Regions from separate parts of the Mus musculus genome. Here region 2 is linked to region 1. The links are chromatin loops, found by intact Hi-C in ENCODE. Cell type or tissue: heart. All regions are shown on one strand. Region 1 has its middle 3.6 kb from the start of Spsb1. Region 2 has its middle 48 kb from the start of Gm42354.

Evidence for each region. Peaks named below come from ENCODE experiments on the same cell type or tissue, not always from the same donor. Only the 100,000 strongest peaks of a DNase experiment are listed, where the experiment ranks them.
Region 2: a loop joins it to region 1, with 7 times the contacts of the local background. A loop is called at or near these places in 27 of 42 quality-filtered maps.

Annotation. Positions count from the first base shown.
Region 1 is chr4:149,957,370-149,959,869 of GRCm38, reverse strand. No RefSeq gene overlaps it. Among named protein-coding and RNA genes, the nearest start is that of Spsb1, 3.6 kb to the right of the region's middle. In heart, no CTCF peak of the experiment used is centred here; a DNase peak (open chromatin) is centred at 1,079; H3K27me3 peaks cover 348 bases.
Region 2 is chr4:149,837,467-149,839,966 of GRCm38, reverse strand. No RefSeq gene overlaps it. Among named protein-coding and RNA genes, the nearest start is that of Gm42354, 48 kb to the right of the region's middle. In heart, a CTCF peak has its summit at 1,105 (motif pointing left); a DNase peak (open chromatin) is centred at 1,106.

The sequences.
Region 1 (2,500 bases):
AGAACCGGGAGGAGTGTGGTGGAATGCTGTCTTCTTGACATGCATGGCTGCCCTGCCTATGACCTCACTGCCGCGGTGGTTCCTGCACAAGCCCTGTATAAGAGTAAGCCAACCAATGTGATCAGTCCACACTGTAGCGGGTAGCACCAACTGAACTCAGCTGGTTAAAAAATAATAGAAAGAAAAGAAAAAAAAAAAAAAGAGCTCAATACATGTCCATTAAGATCCTCAGATTTTAATTAAAAAAATATCAAGAGACCAGAGGAAGAAATACTCTCAGCAAGTATTTGTTTACACTGTTTAAATAAAGATTTATTGTTCCAGTAAAGGCGTCCATCCCATGGGGAAAATACCCTGAAGGACTGGCAAACATTACTAGTGACAATCTGACAGAGGCACAGCATCCCAGCCGACTGGCTATTATTTTCGTGGAAGAATTATCAGAAAATATTGCAGTAGGAGCTGGAGAGGTAAACTTAGTGCCTAAGAGCACCGGCTGCTCTCTCAGAAGATATGGGTTCAACTCTCAGCACCCACACGACAGACAGCTCACAACCGTTCATAACTCCCAGTTCCAGGGGATCTGGCACCAACTTCTGGCCTCTACCAGTACCAGGCACTCACACAGTACGCTTGTGGACTCGTAGGCAAAACATTCATTGATATAAAATAAAAATAAGTATATCCTTATAAACAAACAAACAACAAAAACCATTGCAATAATGGTTATCGGAAGATCCCCTCTCCCCCTATCCCCATCTCTTGGGAATCTCAAAAAGCCCAAGCTGGTCTTGAACTCACTTTATAAAGGATCATAACATTGAACTTCTGACCTTCTTGCCTCTACCTCCCGAGTGCTGAGTTTACAGGTACATGCCAGCAAGGCCAGGTTTATGTGATGCTAGCTAAGAAGTCTAACAACTAGCTGCATGCCACAGAATGTCCATCTCTCTGTTAACATCTTCTCAGAGTCTTAAGAGCTCCTTTCAAGCCTGGGTACCACCCAAATCCTGGCATAAAGTTCCGGAGCCTTTTCTCTGAATGTTTGATATCGCTATACTGCAATCCCACATATGGCCAGCAGGTGTCACTGTTCAACAACGTGATCCTGCATCAGCACAGGCACAAAGGACAAATGGAGCCTAGTTTGTTTTACCTTGTGAGAGAGATCTGTCTTCTGTTATGGGTAAGGGATGGCCTACATGTACTAATATGCCCGTGTTTGTTCTCTCGGTCTTGGTAGCACTTGCAACACTTTTGTGTCATGGATTGGTCTCACAAATCCTTGGGAATCTTTAAGCTCCTCAACCCCCCTTTTTATTTCATGTTTGTTAAATAAGTGCACACATGTATGAGAACATGTCTCTACAAGCCCTGGGAAACACGTAGAGCAGTTCTATGGGTAACAAAACCAAATCGGCTGGGTAAAGTGAACCCCGCAACCATCCGAGTTAAAATTCCAAACACTCGGCATAATCTCATTTACATACTCCTACTTCTCAGATCATGGGGGAGAGGCGTGGACTGGAGATTCCCGAGAAGCTCCTATAACCGGCCTCGCAGAAATGAAAATATTCCAAAGAGACACTTTTATTTTTCAATTTGACTGTCAGACTATTGAAATAATGGACCCCAAAGAAATGGGAATTTCCCCAGGAATCTCATGCTGGCAGGAGAAAGGACTCTGGCTAGAGGGGGAACTTGTCTCCCAGAAAGATTTCACATAGTTCTAAGAACTCAGACCTCCCTATGGGATGCGGCTGAAGCCCAAGCCATGATGGGCCAGCGGGACCATATTTTGACCGTAACTGCCTAGATACGCGTATTCTTGGTCCCTACCTCACGTCACAACCCCACAGATGAACTTGTGGCATTTATGAGATCTCTCCAGTGTGACCACACCAGATATATCTTCTTTTTCTGCTGCTTTCCACTTTTAATTTGGCTACCTTAGTAGGCTTCTTTTTTTTTTTTTTTTTTTTTTTTTTTTTTTTTTTTTTTAGTTTTTTTGAGATAGGTTTTCTCTGTGTAGCCCTGGCTGTCCTGGAACTCATTCTGTAGACCAGGCTGGCCTCGAACTCAGAAATCCGCCTGCCTCTGCCTCCCAAGTGCTGGGATTAACTTAGTAGGCTTCTTGAGGATAGGTGACCCAACCTGATTTGAACTCATGTTGTAACCCCACATTCGACAACATGCCCAGGCCAGCTAGCCTGGTGTATGCAGCAGTGAGCACTAAAGCCGAGTCTGAGATGCAGCGGATGGCGAGGACCAGTGCCTGAGGTTGTCATGACCTCTGTAGGCACGCTGCTGTATCCACATGTACATTGCATATACTGACATGCACACAAAATTAACTTCAAACAAATCGAGTCTCTGCAGGTTAAGTATCTTGGTCAAGGACACCCAGTGGGTGAACAAAGGTTCTTGGGTTTACGCTAGGCTGGTCTTAATGCAAGGGGCCTCAGAGAAGACAAGGGCCCTGTACCCTTTAAAGAATGGC
Region 2 (2,500 bases), 120 kb after region 1:
TTCCCACACACCCAAACATGCACACACACGCACATACACACATACACACACACACACACTGACACTTCCCACACACCCAAACATGCGCACACACACACACACACACACACTGACACTTTCCACACACCCAAACATGCACACACACACACTGACACTTCCCACACACCCAAACATGCACACACGCACACTGACACTTCCCACACACCCAAACATGCACACACACACACACACACACACTGACACTTCCCACACACCCAAACATGCACACACACACACGTATGTTATATATATTTAGTTCTCCCAAATGCTCTTCTGGGCATCCTTCACTCATGGGGTCCTGTAGACAGCATGATCTGTGACTGGAGGAATTCTTTCACCAGGCCACCCTCCTCTGTCTGGTACCAATGCGGAGTAAGCCCCATCTGTGTTGGCTTAAAGGCCTTAATTGCCGTCTCCTACTTAACAACTAACAGTGACCAAAAAAGAAAACTACCTCCTAAGAGAAGGTGCCCCACTGTCGGGATGGCAGCTTGCGTCAGTCTGATTGAGAGTGGTACCCAACAGCTTTCTGCCAGGGCCATGTCTTGAGAGGCTGTTTTTGTTTTTGTTTTTTTGGAGGAGGGGGTCTTTTATCTTGTTTTAATCTCTGGCAGGTTTGGGTGTTTGTTTTATGACAGTCTCATGTAACCCAGGCTGGCCTCAAACTTGCTATGTCTTAGGATAACCTTGAACTCGTGCGCCTCCTGAGTACAGCTGCCTGGATTTCAAGCATGCACCATCGTGCCTGACCCCCAGGGAGTCTCTTAATCATGCAGAGTCCCATGCTGTCCTCGAAGGGGCTGGGGCTGGTTTTTAGACCTAAATTGAAATGGAAATACAGGAGAGAGGTCAGTTCCTGTTATACTGATATTGAGGATGTTGCCAAACTCAAAAATTGCTCATTTTCCCAAAGAAAAGTCAGTTCCCCCTAAGGAGATCATTTGGCTCTCTGGTAGGAATGGTGAAGGCTAGGCTTTGGCGTTCTGAACTGTGAGACTCACCAGTGAAGGTGTGCCTGGACAGAGGTCAGGACAGTGATAAAGGAGGGTCGTGGCGCCCTCTGGTGAGAATAGGACCAAATGCACCCAGAGGGCATCCCACTGAGGGGACCTAGCCCCACCATGGGGAAGAACAAGATCCATAGTTCCTCCTGTGGCCACTCAGAGCTCACACCTTCCCTGATGGAGCCACTTAGACATGATATAGATTCCATCCAAGAAAAGAGGGAGGTGTCCATCTTAGAGAGAGAGAGAGATGAACACACTCTACAAGGGCTGAGGCCAAAGGAAAGTCAGGAGACTGAAGGCCTCTTGTTCCCAGGAGCCGCCCACAGTCGCAGGAAAAGAGTCCCTCCTCTGTCCTACCCAGACATTGCCACAGGGGCCATGGGTTTCCTACCAAGCTGTGTCTGCACAGACATCATGGATCATCGAAGTTGAACCCATATCTCTGTACTCCCATAACAAAAGCACACAGGTTGGATGGCTGAATGGTTGGTCCCCAGAAGATTGAGAGGTTCAGAGTATCTGAGAGAGAGCATGGCTTCTACACATCAACACAGGGCTTTCCCCGGCTGCAGAGGAAATGTGCACAAAAGGCCAAAAGAGAGATTTGATCCTTTCATGACCCAGTGGGATGTCTAGAGGAAGTTCCTGGGAGTTCTGTACACATCTGTACACACGCTGCTGGAATCTCTCCAGACTCAGGTTTGCACGCCTTTCCAAATCGACTTCCATCAATGACACACCTGTTAGCACATAGCCTTGGTATGGAGTGCTCTTGGTGGGAACTGAGAGCCATTAGAGATCTGCTATACACACCGTGCAGGTGATAGGTTTCGTGGCAAACCCCACTCCCCCGGATGAGCATCCCAAGATTTCTGGATGGGTCATCCCTGGTGGCTGGAAGGGTTAGGGAAGACAGTCCTCACTATGCCCTGATGTTCACACCTGGAGGAGGCCAGCACTTCCTCCTCAGAGAGAGTCTGAAGGACCATTAGACAACTCTCAGAAATCCATGGGATTCTGCCCTAGCATAGGCTCGCTAGAAAAAACCCACAGGGTGTGTTGGCTTTCAGTATTCATACACCCAATTTTGTACATTATTTTTCTTGAAGTTTAAAAATACTGGCCATCAGACTTGAAAAGGTCTGTGGTGGTTAAATGGGAACATTCCTCAGCTGGGATTTAGAATCGCCTTGGAAATAAACCTCTGGTAAGGACTGTAAGGGAGTCTGTGTTCATCATCGGCCTTCCCTAACACGATGACTGTAATCCTCAAACTGTGAGCCAAGATGGACCCTTCCTCCTTGCATGGCTTCATGCCAAGCATCTTGTCACATCAATGAGAGAAATAACTAATACCAAATCCTTCTATATTTACTGAGAACAAGAAACGGGGCTGTGGGGAAGAGCCTTGGGAGTCTTTGTGAACTATTCCTGGGGGGACACAAACAAACATC